Regions from separate parts of the Homo sapiens genome. Here regions 2 and 3 are each linked to region 1. The links are chromatin loops, found by intact Hi-C in ENCODE. Cell type or tissue: A673. All regions are shown on one strand. Each heading gives the region's core, and the rest is flanking DNA. Links, peaks and the distances in the headings are about the cores only.

What was found. Hi-C counts contacts between places; a loop is a spot of excess contacts. Peaks named below come from ENCODE experiments on the same cell type or tissue, not always from the same donor. Only the 100,000 strongest peaks of a DNase experiment are listed, where the experiment ranks them.
Region 2: it touches region 1 in a loop (6-fold over the local background); 14 of 110 quality-filtered maps call a loop at or near these places.
Region 3: it touches region 1 in a loop (10-fold over the local background); 8 of 110 quality-filtered maps call a loop at or near these places.

Annotation. Positions count from the first base shown.
Region 1 is chr7:94,218,738-94,227,125 of GRCh38, forward strand. No RefSeq gene overlaps it. Among named protein-coding and RNA genes, the nearest start is that of COL1A2-AS1, 170 kb to the right of the region's middle. RefSeq lists an enhancer at 4,659-5,564. In A673, for the core only: a CTCF peak has its summit at 4,837; DNase peaks (open chromatin) are centred at 4,854 and 5,184; H3K4me3 peaks cover 443 bases; H3K27ac peaks cover 1,210 bases.
Region 2 is chr7:93,899,269-93,907,656 of GRCh38, forward strand. GNGT1 (G protein subunit gamma transducin 1) reads left to right here and starts at 7,299. Exons shown (of 3, transcript NM_021955.5): 1 at 7,299-7,376; 2 at 7,468-7,574. The coding sequence starts at 7,479. In A673, for the core only: CTCF peaks have their summits at 3,704 (motif pointing right) and 3,907; a DNase peak (open chromatin) is centred at 3,733.
Region 3 is chr7:93,617,927-93,626,314 of GRCh38, forward strand. No RefSeq gene overlaps it. Among named protein-coding and RNA genes, the nearest start is that of CALCR, 47 kb to the left of the region's middle. In A673, for the core only: CTCF peaks have their summits at 4,275 (motif pointing right) and 4,620 (motif pointing right); DNase peaks (open chromatin) are centred at 4,285 and 4,665; H3K4me3 peaks cover 451 bases.

The sequences.
Region 1 (8,388 bases), core at 2,057-7,056:
TCACCCAATTTTACAATCTTTCCTAGGTCAGAAATGAATTGCTCTGTTAACCTCAAAATCCTACTATCTTTTACAGGATGGATGCAATAATTAAATCCCTCTTTTCACTAAAAAACACTAAACAGCAAGCCACACTTAAAAGAAAAACTTCTCACTGGAAAATTTTAAGAATTAAATTGTTCATTGGTTATAAGACGTAAAATGTGTCTTCTGAGAAATATCACAATAAACTTCATATGACTAACTCTAGGGCCATAGCTGGAGATCGTATTTTTTAATCCTACTTGTGGTCAGGAGACAAGAACATCATTAATGGGATGACAAGTGTTAGAAACTTTAGAAAAACAAGCAATGGGGAAAGGATTCCCTATTTAATAAATGGTGCTGGGAAAACTGGCTAGCCATATGTAGAAAGCTGAAACTGGATCCCTTCCTTACACCTTATACAAAAATTATTTCAAGATGGATTAAAGACTTAAACGTTAGACCTAAAACCATAAAAACCCTAGAAGAAAACCTAGGCATTACCATTCAGGACATAGGCATGGGCAAGGACTTCATGTCCAAAACACCAAAAGCAATGGCAACAAAAGCCAAAATTGACAAATGGGATCTAATTAAACTAAAGGGCTTCTTCACAGCAAAAGAAACTACCATCAGAGTGAACAGGCAACCTACAAAATGGGAGAAAATTTTTGCAACCTACTCATCTGACAAAGGGCTAATATCCAGAATCTACAATGAACTCAAACAAATTTACAAGAAAAAAACAAACAACCCCATCAAAATTGGGCAAAGGACATGAACAGACACTTCTCAAAAGAAGACATTTATGCAGCCAAAAAACACATGAAAAAATGCTCACCATCACTGGCCATCAGAGAAATGCAAATCAAAACCACAATGAGATACCATCTCACACCAGTTAGAATGGCAATCATTAAAAAGTCAGGAAACGACAAGTGCTGGAGAGGATGTGGAGAAATAGGAACACTTTTACACTGTTGGTGGGACTGTAAACTAGTTCAACCATTGTGGAATTCAGTGTGGCAATTCCTCAGGGATCTAGAACTAGAAATACCATTTGACTCAGCCATCCCATTACTGGGTATATACCGAAAGGACTATAAATCATGCTGCTATAAAGACACATGCACACGTATGTTTATTGCGGCACTATTCACAATAGCAAAGACTTGGAACCAACCCAAATGTCCAACACTGATAGACTGGATTAAGAAAATGTGGCACATATATACCATGGAATACTATGCAGCCATAAAAAATGATGAGTTCATGTCCTTTGTAGGGACATGGATGAAATTGGAAATCATCATTCTCAGTAAACTATTGCAAGAACAAAAAACGAAACACCACATATTGTCACTCACAGGTGGGAACTGAACAATGAGAACACATGGACACAGGAAGGGGAACATCACACACTGGGGACTGTTGTGTGGTGGGGGGAGGGGGGAGGGATAGCATTAGGAGATATACCTAATGCTAAATGATGAGTTAATGGGTGCAGCACACCAGCATGGCACATGTATACGTATGTAACTAACCTGCACATTGTGCACATGTACCCTAAAACTTAAAGTATAATAATAATAAAATAAAATAAAAAAGGAGCATTTTCTGCAAATACCTGGTTTAGAAGGTATCTGGCTGGTCCTCCACTAGGAAGTTGGGTGGAGTAAGCAATAGTTTATTTGATAGGAGACAGAGGGATTAAAAATGGCTTTTCCCATTAGGACAATAGGGTATCTAAAATTCCCATCACTAGTCATTCCTGTGAGTAAAATGTTTTTATCTTACATTATATTTAGTTTTCAATTACTTGTTTCCCACTGCATGCTTTTGTTTTCATTATACTTCAAATAATTTTTATCATGATTATTAAGCCATCAGAAGATTCAAATTATAAATTCATTACTGAAGACATAGGTGACTTAACACTTCTGTGGTCTTCCTTTTAATACAGGGCTGATTAAAAGCATGTATTTTGCAGCCTGTCAGGCTGGGTTTGAATCATAGCTTCACCCCTAACTGCGTGATCCTGGGCCTCACATTCCTCATCTGTAAAATAAGAATTTAAAAAAAAAAAAGCTGCATAGAATATTGTTCAAAGATATTAAACAAAATCATTCACGTAAAAACATAACATGTCATGATATGTATTAAATATGTCATGCAGAGAAAAATATTTAAAAATTGATGCATTCTTGCTTCTCTACAATTTGTAGAAATATATTTTAAAAGTGCTTGTACAGTAAAAGAAACTATCATCAGAGTGAACAGGCAACCTACAGAATGGGAGAAAATCTTTGCAATCTACCATCTGACAAAGGGCTAATATCCTCAATCTACAAAGAACTTACACAAATTTACAAGAAAAAAACAAACAACCCCATCAAATAGTGGGTGAAGGATATGAACAGACATTCTCAAAAGAAGACATTATGCAGCCAACAGACACATGAAAAAATGCTCATCATCACTGGTCATCAGAGAAATGCAAATCAAAAACACAATTAGATACCATCTCACGCTAGTTAGAACGGCAATCATCAAAAAGTCAGGCAACAACAAATGCTAGAGAGGACATGGAGAAACAGAAATGCTTTTACACTGTTGATGGGAGTGTAAATTCGTTCAACCATTGTGGAAGACAGGGTGGCAATTCCTCAAGGATCTAGAACTAGAAATACCATTAGACCCAGCAATCCTATTACTGGGTATATACCCAAAGGATTATAAATCATGCTACTATAAAGTCACATGCACACGTATATTTATTGTGGCACTATTCACAATAGCAAAGACTTGGAACCAACCCAAATGTCCATCAATGATAGACTGGATTAAGAAAATGTGGCACATATACACCATGGAATACTATGCAGCCATAAAAAGGATGAGTTCATGTCCTTTGTAGCGACACGGATGAAGCTGGAAACCATTCGAAGCAAACTATCACAAGGACAGAAAACCAAATACCGCATGTTCTCACTCATAGTTGGGAGTTGAAAAACGAGAACACATGGACACAGGGCAGGGAACATCACACACTTGGGCCTGTCAGGGGGTAGGGGGCTGGGGGAAGGATAGCATTAGGAGAAATACCTAATGTAAATGATGAGTTGATGGGTGCACCAAACCAACATGGCACACATATACCTATGTAACAAACCTGCACGTTGTGCACATGTACCCTAGAACTTAAAGTATAATAATAATTGTAAAAATCCTATACTCTATAAGTACTCAATTGTTTAACAAAATGAACAGAAATTCTGTTTCATAATTTACGTGTTTAACTTAACACATTGACTCTCCATATTTATGTTTTGTAGCTATCGAGTGAGATATTGTAAAATAATAATAATAATAAAAGTGCTTATAGCTTGGAATTTTTTACATATTCAAGATAAAGAACAGAAAATATCTACAAATTGTTTTCAGTTGATTCTTTTTCCCATGCCTTCTAGGGAGGGCACATCCCATCCAGTCAACAAGTTATATCATTTCTCAGCTCCTCAGTTTTCTCATCTATTAAATGAGATGTGTGGACTAAATATGAAGTTTTCAAAATTTTTAGTTATTCTAGTTGATGAGATACCTTTCATTCAAATGCAAATTTCACAGGAGCTCAACTATTAAAAATGCATAAAATTGAAGCTACTCTATTTAAAGTGGGCTTGGGTAGGGAGTAAAACTTTACCTACCTCACTAGATCAGAATAAAATACAAGTTACTCGGTTAATATCTTATGATTCTACATAGAAACTTGTTGTTTTTCAAAATCCATGTAAGCAAAAATGGAAGCCTTTCCTGATAATTAAAGTGATAAAAAGGAAATTTTAATAGTATCATTTGTTTACCGGCTTCATTTCACTGGTTATTTTAAAGCTAGGTTTTTTAAAAATTGGCTTAAGTTTCCTATTGCAAAACTTTTCTACAGAGCCATATTTCATTTAAAAAAAAAGTGTGGTATTGTGAAAGGAGAGTAAGAATTTTTAAGTGCTGAACTGAGGAGGAGATAAAAATAATAGCTAATGAATACTGAGGACCTAGTTATGTACCAGTTCAATAGTTCTAAGCATTTTATATGGTTTAGCCCATTTAATTCCCATGACGATCACATGAAATCAAATAGCTATTTATAATATACTATTTTAAAGATGAAAAATACCAAAAAAACTTTAAGCAATTTGATCAAGGTCATATAGTTTAGTAAGCAAAGCCTCTGGGATTTGAACTTGGAGAGTCTGGAGCTCTACTGATGTGGCCCTTAAATATTTCAAGGATTATATGATATTTTAATAAATAAAGAAAACTCCATAGAAGCATACATAAAGTAATAATGTAAAATCATGTAGATATAAATTAAGTTCCTTAAAATCTCTAGAGTCTAGAGAACATACTAGCTGATGATTAGGAGGTTAAAAAAATATTAGTTCTTCTTTCATGGTGACTAGTATTTACTTCTAATTTTCAACAGTTTATTAATTTTTAAAAAGAAACAAAATATTTAACTGTACTTTTTTTTTTTACAAAGCAGACTATTGCAAATTATAGAGAATATTTTGACCCTTTTGAAGAAAACCTGCATAGAGTGTTAGATTTAATCTTAATAATGCTTTATTTTCTACAATAAGTCTGTAAATAAGTTCAAGATCATCTGCTGTGTGATCTCTTCTCTTGCAGGAAAGGAGAAAAAAAATGATAGTAGTCGCTGCAAGGTAAAGGCTTATCAATGTCCCTTTAGGAGGGCTACTCTACTTTCCTTTGAGAATATCCCCATCTTGTGGAATCTCCTATGCCCTGAGGGCACGTTATGGGCAATTCTCCTCTGCATTTCAGCCAGGGGGCTGGAGATTCCTCAGATAAGTGTAATCCCTGATGATCTGGGCAAAAATCCGATTCCAAAGAGGTGTCTACACATTTTGAGTACATATGCCCCAAAGCATGCCAATGACAGTCCTAGAGTTGTTCAAATGGCTCCAGATTCTTTTTGAAGTCTCATCTCCTGTGTGTTCTGATTACTTTGGCTTACCAGCAGGACGACTGTTTTGCTAAATTAATGCACAAGACATGTGAAGGAGATGAATGCCCTTCCTGTTGAGAGCCAGCAGGAAGGCTGGCTGCTGAGGCAGATGCTGTCTGTTTAAACACCTCCCGCTCACAGCCTAAGTGCCCAAACCCTGTGGAAGAATGCCTGATTCAGGAACCAAGGTTGTCAAACCAGATCACATTAACTGCTTTGGCAGCTTTTCTCTCTCTCCGACTCAATGCTGTTTTGTGGTTTGCAGTGGGTGTTCTTTACCATGGCATTAAATTCACAACACAAGAGGCGTAATAGTCAGGCTCCTGCTTTGAAAGAGATGAGGTTATCTATGGAATAATTAGCCCATATCTGAAAAGAGGAGAGATAAATCAAAACCTTCGCAGTGACGAGTTGTTTTCAACTGGTCAATTCACATTGTTTATAATACGAAGACAACCCATCCATTAAGCATCCACCATTTTAACGTTTAAGAATAAGGACAGTTGATATTCTTGTTTAGGATTTCTAGTGCACATGGACGAACATTGCACCAGGTCAATTTTTTTTAAAAGTAGCTTAAGACAAGAGCCATGACATCAATTTTGTGAGAAGAAAAATCATCTGTTTTAAAAAATGAAAAAGAATAAAGAATTAAAACATTCTCAATCTGCATTTTATTTTATGGTCCACAAGAGATATTTATTTGATACAATAATACAGTTAGTGTTCCATCCAACAACTAGAACAAAAGGAATAAAACTTTGTATATATACATAAAAACTCAAGATATTTAATGTGACAAGTATATATATTTAAAATAATGCTCTTAAAATTCCTTAGTTATTGAAAATATAAAAACAAAAAGATGTTCATAGAAACAGAATGCATGAAACCAAATATCAAAGTTTGAGCAAATTAATATGTGAGGCAACTTAGCTAACAATGCATGATTTTCTTGTTTACAATCTACTAAAAATATCTTTATATCAACTGAGTGGCAAAATAGGTTTAATAAACTCAGACACCTACCGACAGAGTATTACTTTCTTTTGAGCTGGTAGTGACCACAGAAATGTCAGATCATTTCTCTGAATGAAGCATTTTATTCAAGTAACACAAAACTTCCAGACATATTTTCATAATATATTTAATCATTTCTTCATGTGATATTTATAGATAATTTGAATTTTCTGGTGTAGTTACGTGGATATATTGTGTAGTAGTGAAGTCTGAGCTTTTAGTGTAACCATCACCTGGATAATGTACATTGTACCCACTAGGTAATTTTTCTTCCCTCAGGATCCTCCCTCCTCCCACCCTTGAGAGTCTCCAATGTCTATTACTCCACAACCTGTCCACGTGTACACATATTTAGCTCCCAACTATGAGAACATGTGATATTTCACTGTTTCTGAGTTATTGCACTTACGTATTATGTAATATATAACACACTTCATACATGTAACATACATGGAAGGTGTTGAAACAAAGTAAAATCATGACCCCCTACCCCATTTACCTAAATATTACCTACCCTATATACCAAAGTACCTGTGCAGTCCTCTAATATCTTCTCTTACCTCCTTATCACCAATTATTCTGAAATATGTTTCTCTTTTTAAATTTATTTTTAATTCACAAATAAAAATTCTCTATATTTATCATATACAAAACAATGTTTTGAAGTATGTGTACATTGTAGAATGGCTAAATCCAGCTAACATATACATAACAATGCATGTGTTTCTCATTCTTAATGTTAATATTCAGGTCCATATCCATTATTAAAAAACCTCAGGACCAGATGTATTTCAGATTCAGATTGTTTTTATCAATTTCAGAAAGATTATATAGGGCATATCTTATATATTATGATTATTCCCAACAGAGTCTAGAGAGAATTCAGTAGTCAAACTCATCAATATATCCCAGGGCACAATGGGTGAACATTTACATCTGCTATAAATAAACACTATGAATAGCCTTATGTTGTCTGTTTTTGCCACCAAACGAGGTTGCATATAAAAACAAACTTTCACATCTCATGGCCTTATGGATTTTGGAATTCCAGCTAAAGAGCTTAGATCTGCTGTTTAACTTATCAAACTTTTCTCATTTAGTTAATCCTTTATGTATTTTGTTTAAGAAACCTTTCTACTCTGAAATAATAAAGGTATTCATTTAAATTTTTTTCTTACTTGTAAAGTTTTATCTTTCCTAATATATTTAATTTATCCAGAAATCTTTTTTGTATATAAGAATGAATTCTATTTTCTTTTCTCCTCTATGGATAAATAACTATCACTGTAAAATTTATAAAACTCCACCTCAGTTATATATCTTATTTCTGTACATGAAGAGGTCTACTTCTGGACTTACTGTTGCACAAATTTTTACCTTTGCACTAAGACCACACTATTTTAATTAGCTTAGCTTGATAGCAGGCCTGGTAGTTGGTAGAGCTATTCTCTTAACCTTATTCTTATTCATCAGGAGTGCCCTGGCTCTTCTTGACCCCTTGATCTTCTATTCAAATATTATCATAAACTAGTCAGGTTCCTCAAAAACCACTTTTGGGAGTAGGATTGGATTTTCCCTGAAACTCTCATTTAATTTAAAGAAAATTGACATCTTAGCAATATTGATTTTTCCTAACTGAATATGGGCACCTCTCTGCATTTATTTTTTTAATGTATTTCAATAAAATTTTATAATTTTCTCTATACTGGCATTGCACATATTTTGTTACACTTATTCCTGAGTACATTATCATTTTTGTTTATACTGAAAATGGTGGGTTTAAAGTTTCGCTTTCTATGTATTGCTGGTGTTTAGAAATACAACTGACTTTTGTTTTTGATCTCATATCTAGTCACTTTCCTAATAAACCTATTTTTATTCTAAGAAACTATCTCTATATTCTTTGGATTTTCCATATAAACAATACTATTTGTAGATAACAGTTTTGTTTCTTCTCTTCAAAAACATATTCATTTATTTTACTTATATTTCATCGACTAGAAACTTCAGTGTAATATTGAAAAGGAAGAGCAATAGAAGGAATTATTGTCTTATTCTTAATTTTAAAAGGAATATTTCCAAAATTTATCATTAAGAATGGTGTTTGCTGTAAAGTTTTGATAAATACTTATATTGCTGAGTTAGAAAGGTAGTAATCATGAATGGATGTTTAATTACACGAAATGATTTTCTGCTTTCAGTGAGATGAGCAAATGATATTTTTCCTTTATAAATGTGGGGAAACATATTCATTGATTTTATGATGTTAAAATACCTTTATATTTCTGGGATAAATGCAACTTGATCATAATGTA
Region 2 (8,388 bases), core at 1,503-6,502, 320 kb before region 1:
TAAAACTACCTTTTATTTGACCATAAAAATTCAACTGAAAAAAAATGATATATACTGAGGAGTTATGGACACGGCAAGAAATAAGAAAGCTGAATTTGCTGCTTTAACCTCAAGCAATCAAATGAGTGCCTAGCTTATGGTAATTACATAATAAATATTTGATGAATAAATGAATACTATTTGAGCTTCTATCACATTATTGGCGCTGGTAGAAAGACAGAGAGAAAAAAGAGTAGATTCATGGAGATAAAGGCATTGCATGTTAAGTATTTATCAGAGTGTCTATTACATGATGAATGTTCCAAAATAGCTAATATCATCTCATTTAGTCCTCAGGACAGGAAACTCACTGTCCTTTGTAAATTTCAACTCATCTCCCTCACTTTCGAGTGCTACAAAGTTTAGTCCTTTGTTCTCTTCTCTTTCCTATTTACCTTTGGTGTTCTCCGCTGTTCTCATGGTTCCCCCCAACTCTGGCCTCTCCCCTAAACTCCAGACCACCTACTCAATGAATGGCTAACAAGTATCTGAGACTCGGTATTCCCTTTTTATAGTCTCTGATCTCAGGAAACAGCAAATCCCTTCTTTTGGTTGCTCTGGCAAAAAAAAAAAAAAAAAAATAGCGTCATCTTGATTTTTTTCTTTTCTCTTTTTATTTTTCATTCTACATCTGATCAGTCAGCACATCCTGATGTCTCTGCTTTTAAAATGTATTTAGCATCTCAGCACTTGTCCCTACCTCCACTCGCACCACACTGGTTTGAACCGCCCTCATATTTCACCTTGACTGCAATTGCCCCTTCTCTGCTTCCACCCTTGCCCCCATGAGCTAGCCTCCAACAGCTGCCAGAGTGACCCTGTTAAATTATATGATAGATAATGTCACTCTGTTACTCAGAATCCTCCAATCTTCCCTAAGTCACTCAGAGTAAAGCAAGAGTCTTCACAGTGGCCTGTAAGACCTATACGGTCACTGGTTTCATATACTACTTCTCCCTTGAATTCACTGGGCTCCTTATATTCATACTTGTCTACTGTTGCTTGTACTTGCTGTTCCTCAGAATGATTTTCTCTTTGATACCTACAAAGCCCACTCTCATAGCCCTCAGATCTTCACTCAAGTAGCATTGTCAACAGAAAGGGCTCCTTTGGTCGTCCTCTCTGTAACTGAAACATTGCTAACACTGTTCTTATTCCTTTCCTGCTTTATTTTTCTCCTTAGCACTTATCTCAATCAAAATTTGGTATATTTTTCTTTTGTACCTTTGTTAGTGCCTGTCTCCTTTACTATAATGTAAGTTCCTTGAGGGGAAAGGTTTTCATCTGTTTATTTCCCTCTGCTGTACCTCAAGCACCTAGAATCATATCTGGCGCACAATAGGTATTCAACAAAAATTCTTAGCTGTTATCTTTTTATAATGCCAAGTAAAATGTCAGGATAAAAAAGAATAGTATAGAATGAGTAAGTTTACATCTATATGCTTACAAGCTTATTGTGCATAATACAGTGGATTTGTTTCTGAAAAATTGTCAGAATTACATGTGTATAAATATAGTTTCATGTCAAACTACATGTTTATAAATCAAATAATTAAAGTGTGCTGGCAACATTGCTATTTCAAAGAATCTGTAATTAATCCTCTATAAAAACAAATAAGTTTTTTAAATAATTTGAATAATTTCTCCCTTATCTAGCCCTTTATAAATTAAATATTTTATTTATCAGGTATTTCTACTTCAAAATACACTTACGGATAATGTGTAAAAACAAACAGAAAAAAAACAGGTGGCCTTTTAACTTTACCTCAGCTCATTTTAATTCTAGAATAAATTAGCAAGAAATGTAATGGAAGCTCTGAAAGACATCATGAGATACTTAACCTACTCTATAGAGTTCTATCTTCCCAAAGTGTTTAACAAACACTAAAACGTGGTACATTTAAGGAAGCTTCCTACCCCTCTATTTATGACCTCCATGATGTGCTTGCATTGCTAAGCATATCTACCTTTCTTTTTTACACTTTGTCAATGCAACAGTGTTTTCTGAGAATGCTCAATGTATTGAGATGTAAGCATTAAAAGTGATTTATGTTTTTACAGAAATTGCATCAGCAACTATGCTATGTTGAATTGCCATTTCCTAATGAGTAGCTACTCTTTAACAATCATTTAAACTGATATCATCATTGTGGGTCATATTTGGCTAATAAAAACTCATTCTAATATTTAAGACCAAGAAAAGTCAAGACAATGTACATTTCCTCTACCACTTCTGGGGCTCTATGACCATGAATTTCATCTAATCCAGAGTCTCATTTGTACAAGAAGTATTTTGTAATGGCCTGTTTAAAACCATCAATATAGTGAGGCTAAGGCAGGAGGATCACTTCAGCTCAGGAGTAAGTTTATGGATCTATGGATGGGATACAACTCAGAAATACTTCTCCTACTCCCGCCCTCTTCTTCCCTGATCAGCCTGGGCAACATGGCGAGATCCCATCTCTATTAAAAAATTAAGTTAGCTGGACGTGGTGGCGTATGTCTGTAGTCGCAGCTACTCAGGAGGTGAGGTGGGAGGATCACTAGGGCCTGAGAGGTCAAGACTGCAGTGAGCAGTGATTGCACCACTGCACTCCAGCCTGGGTGACAGAGTGAGACCCTGTCTCAAAAAAAACTCACCAAACCCATCAGTATGGTACCTGTATTAGTCAGGGTTCTCTAGAGGGACAGAACTAATAATTAAACTAAATAATTAAACTAATTGTTTAATTTATATATATATCATATATATATGACATATATATGATATATATATAAAGTGGAGCTTATTAAGGAGTATTAACTGACACAATCACAAAGTCCCACAATAGGCTCTCTGCAAGCTGAGGAGCAAGGAAGCCAGTCTGAATCCCAAAGCTAAAGAACTTGAAGTCAGGTGTTCAAGGGCAGGTAGCATCCAGCACAGGAGAAAGATGTAGGCTGGGAAGCTAAGCCAGTCTAGCCTTTTCACCTTCTTCTGCCTGCTTTTTAATCTGCCTGCACTGGCAGCTGACTAGATTGTGCCCGCCCAGATTAAAGATGGGTCTGCCTTTTTCAGCCCACTGACTCAAGTGTTAATCTCCTTTGGCAACACCCTCACAGACACACTCAGGATCAATACTTTGCATCCTTCAATCCAATCAAGTTGACATTCAGTATTAGCCATCACAGTACCTAAATTATATTTATAAAATACAAAAAATCAGCAAATTATATAGACTAAATACAATATGAAAATATTCACCATGACTATACATAATGAAATAGATTTATGTATAGAATTACCACGGACATAGCAGCCGAGAATAGATACACATATATCAAGCCCATGCCTACATAGAGTGATATGATTTTCTGAAAGAGAAACAAAAATTATTGGTTAATGGTCTTCCTTTTATTTATATGCATTATTGTAAAAAGTGTATATAATAACCAAGAAAAATATTTTGTTTCTATGTAAAATGAAGTGAGTTTCAAGGTTCAAAGAACTATAAATATGGCTTTTGCATATGTGGAAGCCTGGCATATCTGACAGTCATGCTGAATGTGTCACATTTCATCTTATGCTGCAGGATCCCAGAAAATGCAAGATATCTGACATTCCTTATCCATACCCACAAAAATTATGGAATACTGTTATAAACAAGCTGACATATTTTCATGAGGGCCCCTAGGGGGCAGTATTGCCCCCATTGAGAACCAGGGATCTATGGATGGGATACAACTCAGAAATACTTCCCCCACTCCCACCCTCCTCCTGCCTTTTATTGGACCTTAGATACTCTGATGGTAGTGCAGGATGGAGGAAGAAGTGAAAGGGCAAACATCTCCTTAACTAGGGTATGCTTTCCCCCAGGCTGGCTGTAATAGCAGTCTTAGCTTGTTTGTCTATAGATCTTCACTCTTCCCCTTAAATTTTGACTAAAGTTGGGGTGGGGATGTTTGGCAATAGGGATAATAATCTGACCTAGTCTCTTAGGACTTTTTTGTGGAGAAGTGGACCAACCTGAAAGCTTAGAATATGAGGGGCAGCTTTAGTGCTATTTGTCATCAACTCCGGACTTTCTATGTAATTCTGGGGTATGAAGAAAGAAATCCACTCCTTTACACTAGTTTGAGAGAGACGTGCTGGAATGAAAAACACCTCAGTTCAGACATGCTGGAATGAAAAACAAACACCTGTATTGTAACCTCAGCTCCACTGCCTCTCATTGTTTAATTTAGGGCATTCAAACTCCCTGGAATGCCTTTGCCTCATCTGCAAAATGGAATAGGGAGTAAAGTAGATGATATTAAATTTGAATTATTTGAACCATTGACTTCAATATAACACTAAACATTTGGAATCTCCATGCAGACAATATTCACTGTTCTTCTTTGTGTCCTTGAAATAAGTGAAAATTTTGGTCCTCTTTTTTTCTCATATAAGACCTGTGCCATCAAATTTGGTAAGAATTCTAGAATCTTCTAATAATATGTTTGCCCTAAATAAAGTGTTTTAAATGTTTAATATTATTGAGCATGGTGAATCACAGCATTTTAGAGTTAAGAAATCATTTATTGATAAAATGAAGTTAGAAAAATTGGATGTTTTTCTATGTTTAGGTAAATGCATATGACATAGGTTAGGTGACTTTGTCAATACTTCCTGATCTCTTCTATATACCAAACAATATACAGAACAATAGAAAGTAATGAGGACGTAAAAGTCATGCAAGGTATGATCTCCCTTGTAAAGGCTCTAAAAATTCACTGTGTCTTCGGTTGGGTTTGCTAGAAGCAAAGCCTAAGACAGGAATTATTGGGTAAGAAAGTTTTCCAGGGCAAGCTCTCAGGAGAAACTGCTAGAGGAGTAAGGCTAGGGCAAGAGGAGAAGTTAGTCAAAAGTGGTTTCAGAAGTCTAGCATCATTCTAAACCCATGGAAAGGCTCTGGAAGTTTCTCAGTTACAACAAAGTTTTTCAGCCCAGAAGCAAGGGGGCTGGGCTGATAGGACCCCACATTAGCCAGCCTTTTGCTCCAAGTCAACCTCAGGGGTCAGATGGGAGCATAATCTCCCAGGCATCATCAGGAAAAGTGTTGCCCATCAGACAAGAGCCAACCTGAGCAAAAGGTTTGCCCTTGACAGTCAACACCTGCAGCTGCTGCGGACTAGGTATCTTACCCTGGAAAAAAAGGAGAGCTGGGCAGTAACATCTGGAATGCATGATATTAAAGGAGTCAAATTATGTACGCATGATCTCCTTTAAGTGTATCAGTAATATCACCTATCTTCTTTAGAGCACCTATAAGATCACATACATTATATGGCAAGGGCCATATAAGAAAGTACAGTTTGAAATTCTGGAAGCACAACAAAGTGAATAACACCAGCTAACACGTGCAAGTGCTTGCTATGTACTACACGCCATTACAAAGTCCTTACCTATGTTACCCCCATTTAATACTCTCAACAAATCTACAGGGTAGGTAATATTATTGCCCCTATTTCCCTGTAAACTAAGGCACAGGCAGGTCAAGTAATTTGGTCAGTGTCACATGGCTAGCAAGTACCAGTAAACGATTATTTTGTTGGTAAGTATATGAGAGGGCTTCCTGGAATAGAGAAAATGAAATTCTAAACCCAACACAAGATCTACTAAATTAGAATCTCTAAGGTTGGACTCATAACTTTAACGAGTTTCCTAAAGTGATTTCTGCACACACTGGAGTGTGAAGAGCCATTACCTAAAGGAATTAAAAGTTTTCCAAAATGAAGAAAAATTGTGCAAAGAACAATGTCAAAAGGTAAAAATGATCATCAAAAATACTTAATGAAGTTTTATATTTAGTCTAAAAGACTGGGAAGGAAGATGAGAATAAAATTTGGGTTCCCAAATGCAAAACAGGCTTATACAGGAAGAAATAACCTTTGTATAGTCATAGTGTTTCTTAAAGAACAGAATAGCAAAAATAAAAACATAGGACACATTGGGCTCAAGTACCCACAGTGTGTTATTTTCTACCTCTATGTTGGCCTATGTAGACATTTGTCCCTTAAAATTATCTTAAACTTGAGACCATCCTGGCCAACACGGTGAAACTCCACCTCTACTAAAAATAAAAAAATTAGCTGGGCGTGGTGGCATGCACCTGTGGTCCCAGCTACTCAGGAGGCTGAGGCAGAAGAATCGCTAGAACCCAGGAGGCGGAGGTTGCAGTGAGCTGAGATCGCGCCACTTCAGTCCAGCCTGGAGACAGAGCGAAATTCCTACTCAAAAAAAAAAAAAAAAAAAAAAAAATTCTTAAACTACTACTTATCCGGAGAAAAACAAGGTATTTTAAGACTGGGAAGGGAAAGAATCTTCCTTCAATGGTTTTGGAAATGAAAACACCATTTAAATTCAAGGAAATAAGTTAATTGCTGATAGATTATTAGCAGAGTATTTTCATGTAGATGTAAAATGTTATTTTGTTCTCTGAAATAGTATGTGATCTATATACACTTACTTTTATAATAATACTTCATTACAAAAATTGGACTAGGGAGAAGGAGGAGACACTATAGGTACAATGCCATTTGGCTACACTGAAATCTTTCCCAGGCAATTTCATAGGACTATCACCAGCTATTGAGCCTTCTTCCCCATTACTCACTGGTCTAATTGGGGAGAAGAGGAATTGCAAAGAGGGCAGAAGAAAGAGTCTGTTCTAGTAGGAGGTTATTGGTAGATCAGACTTGCTATGTCCCCTTTAGCCTGCTAAATTTTCTCATCATTGTTACCAGATTCATTGTGACAGTTACAGGCAAATTTCATGTGTTGTTGGAAAAACGCTCACAAGTAATACGCTAGTTTATTTCTGATTAATAAGACTGTTTACTATATTTCCATTCTACGGGTACACATTTAAACAATCCATTATTTATAATGAAATTATAGTGATACTTTTTATATGGTTCCCTTTTAATACCAGGTTAAATACTCTAGAGATTTAGGGAATTAATGGACCGTCATCCAAATGACCTCAAATTAAGTTAAATGACATAAAACATAGGTGGAGGGTTTTGGAATTGAAAGTAAGGATTGGAAACCCCAAATTTTACACTATACAAAAGACCAGGGGCAAGGAGGCGCTTTAAGTATTTTAGATTATATACTGACAAAACTCACCCCTCCCAACAAACCTGCTGAACAGGTGTTTGGAGTCAAATGCTTGACTTAATCATATTAGTGAAGATTAGGAAGAAGCTTTAAAATCCCAAGGCTAGTGTGCATTGCTAGAATTGTTAAGAGAGAGAGCTCATATGAAATTGGTTATCGTGGGATATTTAAAATAAAACAAAGAACAGTTTACTTTGTAAGTTAAGAGCTGAGGGAATTGTTGGCTAAGACTGACTTGAAATAACTCCAGCAATTCATGCATAGCTGCTAACCTTCTACATCTTCAGCAGGCAAAAAGATGCCAGTAATCAATATTGAGGACCTGACAGAAAAGGACAAATTGAAGATGGAAGTTGACCAGCTCAAGAAAGAAGTGACACTGGAAAGAATGCTAGTAAGTTGCTGCTTTCTTTAGTATTTTATTTTAAGCTAGAGATACTGTGGGAGTACCAGGTTAGAAAACATTGGCTGGAAAGGCTCAATGTAGTTACAAATAAATTGTTCATCTAAAAATTTATCAAAGATTAAGAAAATTGATAATCAATCATAACTATCTCTTGATTTAGATTCTAAATCAAGGAGGTTGGCAAACCATTTTCCTCTGGCCAAGCCCAATCCTTAGCCTCTTTTTGTATGACCACAAAGATAAGAATGCTTTTTCATTTTTAAAGAGAAGGGAAGAAAGAAAGAAAGAGAGAAAGAAGAGAGAGAGAAAGAAAGGGAAAAAGAAGGAAAGAAAGAAATAAAAGAGAAAGAAAAGAAAAAGAGAAAAAGGAGAATATGAGACAAAAACCATATTTTAGATAAGCAATAAAATAAATATACGCATGCAATAATATAGGCATTTTGTTTTTACTTTTCTAAACTTCTTTTTATAATGCAATATTTTGATATTGATATTTTGATACAATGTTTTGATATTGCTGCAATACTTTAAGCTATGATGTCAACCCCTCTCCACTGTCATGGTCAGTAATACATAAGTACATTCTACTCTTCTTTGGCAAATAAAGATGAGTTCAAACATAAGAACTCACTGGTTCCTCCTACAAACTTCTGACAAATCTTGGAAAGGGTTACCAACAGTTCACTGCCATTAGAAGGAGAAGAAATGGCAAAGGAATAAACCACCAAACAAACAGTGATGAAAGCTTGGAGAATGTAGATATGTATTTTAGATCACTTCATTTTAGGAAAGTTATTAACAG
Region 3 (8,388 bases), core at 1,503-6,502, 600 kb before region 1:
CTGGAGCATACTGTACAATGATGAAAATTAAAATTTTCATCCTTGCTTTTCATTGCTCTGTGACAGAAGGGTCTATATTTCTAAAGCAAATATAAGAAGAGAAATGCCTCGACTATCCTTGAGAAGTTCGTCATATTATGAATCCCATGACCTAGTGTTTCTCATGACCAGGGCTTGTAATAAAATGATTGCATTATTAAAGGAGTCCATTATACCAACTCCATGAATCTTTGCTCAGAGAAACAAATTTAGTAAGTGAAATCAGTAAGCTGCTAAGAGTATGGCTACATGCATAATATATTTTCATAATTGTTCAAAACTTCTATTTATGGGAATTACTTAGGATCTATTGTTATATCTTAGTCTCCAATTTGGAAGAGGCAAGAAAGTGAAGGACAGATTTTGCAAAAGGTAGGACCACCTTGAGAGAATGTTCCATTCAACATTTTTTACAACAAAGTCCAGCATCTGTCAAAATGGTTCTCATGTTTTGGCTTTAAGGAATCTTGATTATAAACATGACAGTAAAAGCCAAGCATTATGGTGTATTCAGAGTTTGAAGGCAGGGTGCCTTGATTAGCCAGTATGTATCACAGTCCTCCTTACATAGTCTGGCATACAAGATGGAAGTCAATTCTGTGAATTAATAATTGGCAAGAACAAATTTGACATTTTTCCCTCAAAAGCTTCCTCAAATTTGTCTGAAAAGAACTGCATGTCTTTCAAAAAATATAAGAAAGCTGTTTTTTTAAAAACTGGAAATTATACTTTAAATTTGCAGAATGACTCTAAGAGAAAAAGTTTTCTAATTTTTCAGGATAGATTCAAAGGCCCGTTGAGAAGGAACCAGTTTAAAGCAGTGGAATCAATGTCCACTACATTGGACATGTATACATGACATGAATTTCCAAAAAATAGTCAGAATGCTCATAGGATGTGGAGGAGGAGGGGTGAGAGGGAGAATAATGGAGTAATTTTATCCAACTTTAGCCATTGCACCACTTCCTTGGAGATCAAATCATGATTTTCTCTTGCTCTAAAAAGGAGCTTTTCAAATTGAGCCAGTTTCCTTGGCCCCAAAGCTGCTTAATAAACTGTACATTTTATATTATCTGTTAGTAAAATGTTTTGGGGTAAACATTTTAATAATGATACAAGACAAATGTGAATAAATAAATAACTGGGATACAAAATTCTCATGGCTAAGAAGAGCTGCTTTGGGCTGGGCCATCAGAACCAACAAAGGGCACCTATATATCCTCTGCCATTTGTATTAATTCCATTGAAACACTTTAGAAGTGATGTTCTAAGGAAAAAAGGAATTTGTTTAAGAATTTGATTCATTTCAGCCCTATGCTCACTAGCGCCAATATTTAAAAATTGCTGATATCCTAGATAGAGAGGATCAGAGGAGAAGAACCCAAATGAGTGTATATTTATTTACTCTTCAGTCATAAAAGACTGCTTAGTAACTCTACAACTGTATTCCTCCTGCATCTGGTACCATCATCTCCTATGAATCCATTCCCGACCTCTTGGTTCTGAGACCTGCCTAATTTATCAGGAAAGAGATTTCAGGAAATACAGATCTTTGCCTGGAACACTAAAGATCAAGTCAATTTGATTTGACTTTGGTTCCATAGTTCTAATACCCAGGCCTCTGCTTTGTTCTTAGATATTGAACATCTGTTTATAATAAATTCTTATTTCCAGTTGCTTAAGTTCTTACTTTAATTCCTTCCCAGTTTCCCAGCTCCTAAAAGACAGGGCCCATGTATTTTCCTTTCCAATTGCCTTTCTCTTCTTGTCCAGGATCTTTAACTAATACATTTCTCTCTGCTGTCTCATCTTCTCTTTCTTTATTCCCATACAATTTTGTTCATTTTACTGTTACAGAACTTATCACTATCTTCTATCAGGGAATATACTCTACTAATTGTATATTCTTAGAGATGATGACACAGATTCTAACATATAGAAAGTTTTCAATAAACTTTTTCAAATGAATGTGTCACCCTAGCTCTATGTTCCCTAATTATAGAAGGAAGCACAGTCAAATCCACCACAAAACCATCTTACTTACTCTTGGCTAAGCACACTCAAGGGATCCTTAGAATGTCCAAGTAGTCTTTGAATTCAGCTTCAAATGTTATATTCCAACACACACATAGTCCACAGGGTAATGGATGAATGACTGGTTTCTCTCACTCATTCTACTTTTTCTCATGTTTTTGTCCTGGGGCTTCAATTCTTAGTTACATACTCTCTTTATCCCACTCTTTCTTTCTGCCAGTCCCTAGAAAAGTCAGTCTTCTCTCCTGTGTTGTTAGTCATGATTAGTCACTTCTAATTCTGTTATTGAATACAAGAGTAGGATCTTGAAAGTAAAATAGGGAGGAGTAGAAGCTCCCAGGATGGCATTATCTTGAAGTAGAGAATCTGAAAAACCAGTGTTCTTTTATTATTGCAAAAGATGATTTTTATTAATTTTTAAATTTATTCTAGAATATTTATAAATTCACTATGTTGATCAATAAAAGAGCTGGTAATACAGCATTTATAAATTTATGTTCCCCTAAGAAGTTATTCTCTTGTGTCCTCTTATGTTAAAAGAATGACTCCTAGTCCATCCTGGGCTACATTACAAAAGACCCTCTTCATAATCTTGGTCTCTGTATTGTAGGTTTTCCTTTATTAATCTAGCCATTGTAGGTGCCATGATATGTATAAAAAAAGAAGAGCTGAGTAAGGGTGACATAGGTGTTTGGATTTGCTGGGGTAACCACTGATCATCTTGTCTATTCTGAAGTAGTCAAAAAGAAAGCTGCAGGGGACAGAGGTTTCTGAGAGGTGGCCAGAGAGGCAATGTCCTCTATCTAGCCATGCTTCAAACCCCAGAGCCTGACTGGATTTCCAAACTTCCCATTGGTGTGAATTAATACATAATCCACTTTTCTTTCCAAGGTAACATGAGTTGGTCTTCTACTACTGGCAATCTAATGAGCTAAATTTGATGTTGTAAACACAAATCAAATCATTTACAATGTTATTCTATCTGAGACCAGGAAATTGCCTTGCTTTAGATAAAAGCTTAATATAGGAGACAGGAAGACAGGAATTTACATCTGAACTGATAAGATAAAGGCATCAACATAGCAACAAGGTGAATAGGAAAATATTTTTTCAAGAGACCCAAACCACAACCACAAAAAGATATATTTCTATATATACTATTCTGGTGACTTACTCATTTCACAGATAAATGGAAGAATGAATTTCATTTACCAGGGCAGACTGGAAGGGGAAGGATCTTTTAGAGCTAGCTATTCAGACTTCAGTGGGCAGTGAGGTAGAGAAATACAAGGAAAAGGAAATGTGGACCCAGTTGGATACTGGTAAGAAATTCCAGTCTATTAAATATAATAATAATGGTGGCCATTTTTATTGGCTATTATGGCTTTTAATGCCTTCTATGTGCTAGGCATGCCTCGTGCCTTATTTTCATTCCTTGTAACAAGTCTACAAGTACTAATAACTTTTTTACAAGAAGGAAACTTTAAGCTCAAAAAGTTGGTGAAAACCACAGAGTTAAAGGGGAAGGGTAGAGTTTGTACTCAAATCATCTGAATTCCAAAACAGGTTTATTTTTCCCCACTACGCTAATCTAGCCACTTGAAACAGGGAGACCAAGGCAAGCAGTGATTGGCAATACGTTGACTTCCTGGATTTCTGGCAGAAGACACCAATATGGGCAAGGAAATTATTGAAATGTCAATCCTACTTTGGATATTTCCCTGGATTAAAAGAATAGGTATACTAAAAGGCAAATTGTATAGTTTCATAGTTTATGGAATAAGCCATGGAGCTAGTTTTCCTGGGTTCAAATTACAGCTTCTCCACTTGCTAGTTTTGACATCTTGCCTAAGCTATTTAACCTCTTTGTTCACCATTTTAAAAATGGGCCTATTAATAATATAGACCTCTTAGAGCTGTTACGAGAATCACATGTGTTAATGTTTTTAAAGCTCTTAGAAGAGCAATGAACATATAGTAAGGATTACATAACCCTTTATCAAATAAATAAGTGCCAGAAGGTATAAGTGTTGTAGCTTAACTTTAGTATTGTGTATTTTTAGCTTTGAATTGTTTCCTTTAGGCCAGCATTTCTCAGGTTTGACACGATTTTCATTTTGGGCCATACTGTACTTCATGATGAAGGCTGTACTGTACACTGTAGGATGTTTAGCAGCACCCCTGGTCTCTACCCACTAGATGTCAGTAGCACCTCCCCAGTTGTGACAACTAAAAATGTCTCCAGACAAAGCCAAATTTCCGCTCGGGTTGGGGCAAAATTGTACCCCTTCTGCTTATAAAGCTTGGATTTATGTGCAATTATTATTTGCTTCAAACTTATAAAGTGGAGCTAATTGCTTCATGTCACTACTACCACAGACATTTCAAAATCAAAATAAGAAATGTGTTAGCAAAGTTCTTGGAAGAATGAGATGTCATCAGCTTGCTCTCAAGTCTACTCGTTTTCATTCACTCATTTCTAAATACTGTATTTCTCTATTCCATGTACTCTGGCTTTTCTGTTTCTTTGTGTATTTCCCCTCTGTGCCCTTCTCTGTGTAGCAACGCCGCATGGCTACCAGCAGGTGGTATCCATGAATAATGTGATCTACATCTTTTCCCTGGCAAGCGTCATCAGATCACCTCTCCCACGCTGCTGTGTCGTGGCTTAGATGCTGAGAGTTCTATAGAAATAATCGGCATCTTTCCCTTACTTAGGAGAAACAAAAAGTTTTCAAATAGAATTTTGCCTTCGTAATTCTGAGGGCTTCCTCCAACACTTTGTATCTAGCAGCAGATATTATATATAACTCCACATGAGTCCAATGGCATTACTTGTAAGCAGACGATTAGAGTCATTTGCTTTGCTGAATATTCAGAATTCGGCTACATTGAGTACCCAGATTATATTATTTCACTCATCTTAGCTGACTACCAATGACTACATCCCACAATTCCATGTGTCAATGTGGAAACTGGCTTAGAGATAATAAAAGACACCTGAATAATACATTTGCCTACTGCATTTTAAATGCCCACAAATGCAGAGTCTTCCCATTAGTATATCACAGTTATGCTTTTGATGGGTTCCAACTCTAGTAATGAATCATAATCATATGAAAATAAATCAACATTTCATATGCCACATGGTATTTAAAGGCATCCATTCATTATTTCACATTTCAGGAAGATGTATATTAGATAATAATATTATAATTTATAAAATTTCAACAAATTTCAATATATTACAATCTTGTCTCTTCTCATGCAGCAATCTGAGTTTACCAGTTTTCCTTCTCTGGATTTTACATTCTGACTTTTAATTTGGCATAGGGGGAGCCCTAGCCCCACTATTGTTTTGTCAAAATATTGAAAACAGCTCTTTGGAAAATGGGTACAGGAAATCTTCAGAAATAATGTAGTCATTTCTGAGCCCCTTTCCAGGAAGTAAAGTTGAGAACTGATAACCAAAGCAAAGTTGAAGGGTAGAATTCTAAATTAGTTTAATTCATCTGATACATTGGAAGCCTTTTGCTGTTTCACTTTCCCTGGGCCACTTCTATACTGGCTATAGAATTAGGTACAGCCAATCCTTTCCTGGAGCGTCACAATCCATATCTGGCCTTGTAGACCAATCAATATTGTAGTGATCTGTATTGATCTTTAAGAGAGTTAGCATGACTGGTTCCACCGTTTGATCAATTCTTGGGTATAGATCCAGTCTAAAAGTTCTGGTCCTCATGAAAATTTGATCAAACAAATTACCCCAAATAGAACTTTGACAGCTTAGTAATAGATTATCCTAAATCAGTAAAATAAGGTGAGGCTTTATTACTCAATATGTAACAGATAATTTTAGATACATTTCTATTGAAGAATTATTATTAGTAGAAGTTGGGAAGATATATTTGCATAACATTTCACCTTTTTTTACATTATGAAAAATTTGTGCTGCATTCATCTATTATCTATCTATCTATCTATCTATCTATCTATCTATCTATCTATCTATCTATCTATCTATCACCACATACATTCTTCCCTCAGGTTTGTCGATCATAACATTTTGTCATATTGCTTTGATCCTTGTTATTTTTCAGAAGAAATCATTGCTGGAAATCCCTACATGTATCATCCTGATCACATTTCTATTTATCCTTTTTCAATCATTCTCCAGAATTTGGTATTTAGCTTGCCATGAAAGTTTTTATCCTGTCTGTTTTATAATAAATGGTCTCATACTCATTGTTTCCTTCAAGTTGATTTTCATTTAATTTAAATTTTGTGAGATATATCTATGTTGATACAGCTATTATATAGATGAGAGTAGTGGAAATTATTTATCCATCCTTCAGTTGAAGAGCATTTAGGTTGTTTACAATCTGTTTCTATTACAAACAGTGCTGCAATGAACATTTGTGTACATGTCTTCTTGTGCAATGTGTGAAAGAGTCCCTAACAGTAGATAAAAAAAGTGTCTTCAAATTTATCAGATATCCCCAAGTCATTCTTCAATTTACACTTCCTCTATTCATTTATAAGACAGTTTGTATTATTCCACAATGTCATCGACACTTAGTATTATTCAACTTTATTTTATTTGCCAGTCTAGGAGAATGAGATGGTATTTTATTGTGGTTTAATTTACATTTATATTATTACCAGTGTGTTCCCCTATGCTTATTTGCTATTGGGTTTTACTTTTTAAAAATTTTTGTTGCTATTATTTGCTAATTTTTAATCTTTGGTTGCACAACCTTGTTTCTTTGATTTGAAGAATATTTCTCCCCCAACCTTAACCACCCTAATCCTCCAATATTACCTTGTTATTTCTGATATCAAAGTTATTTTATTTGTGTGTGCTTTGTTGTATGTTTTTTTAAACAAGTGTATTTAAAATGTATTTTTCTTACATGAAAACAGCTTTATTTTATTCAGCATTAAATAAATAATACACCTCTCCATTAAAATAGTTTAATGATACATAAACATATATTAAAATTAAGATCACCTGTAATTTCACTATTCCTAAATAACTGCCACTAACATTTCACTGCATCTTTCAGTGCAATTCTTGGGCATTCACCCACTCATATACACATATTAATAATTTTACATATAATTGTATCATAGACAATTTTCCCTCTTCTCCTACTTCTTCATCACTTCCATTTCTGTCTTCTGTCACTCCAGGTAAGGCATGTTAATAACCTCAAATGTGTTTAAATATTTGACTCTGTACTAAATATAATTCCATATGCCCTTTTTCATTAACTTTTATTAATTCTTTTACTATATTAAATTATTATATATGTTATATGCTAATTATTTTGTTATATTTTATTTTTATTTATATTATTGAATTATATCTACAGTAAATGCATCCATTTTAAAAGTAGAGTTGATGAGTTTTGACCAATATAAAAATACTGTGTAACAATTACCAAAATTATAATATAGAACATTTCCTTTACCCCAAATATTTCCTGTGTCTCCTTTCAGCCATTCTGCTAGTGAGTAGAAGTATCTTATTTTAGTATTAATTTGCAAACTCCTGATGAATAATGATATTGAACATATTTTATGTACTTCTTAGATAGTTATATGTTTTCCTTTCTAAAGTGTCAGTTTAAATCTTTTGTCCAATTTTATTTTGTTTTATTTTAATTTTTTTTCATTTTTAACTTTTGTGGGTACTTAACACGTATATATATTTATGGGGTATATGGGATATTTAGGTAACAGGTATACAATGTGTAAGAATCACACCAAGGTAAACTGGGCATCCAGTTTGCTTTCTTACTATTGAGTTTAAGTAATTCTTTATATCTTCTGGATTCAAGTTCTTGTTCAATATATGTATTGAGAATGTTTTCTTCTAGTCTGTGGCTTGCCTCTTCATTTTCTTAATGGTGTCTTTCAGGAGCAGAAGTTAATTTTGGTTAAGTCCAGTTTGTCATTTTTCTTTGTGGTTTGTGCTTTTCATAGTCTGCCTACAAATTCTTTATCCATCCCAAGGCCATGAACATTTTTTCTTTGTTTTCTTCTAAAAGTATTTTAGTATTAGCCTTTACATTTAGGTTAATTAACAATTTTAAATTAACCTCTTGAGTGTAGTGTGAGTTAAAAGTTGAGGTTTATGTTTAATATAGAGAAACATTATAATTTATTGAATAATTATTAAATTATTCATTTAATTTTCTTTGTCTTTTTGTAAGAAATTAACTAAGTTCTTGTTGAAAGGCTCTGAAGAAAAATCTGCTTCAGATTTCTTTCAGGTTGTTAGAAAAATTTTGTTCCTTACATTTGTAAGGT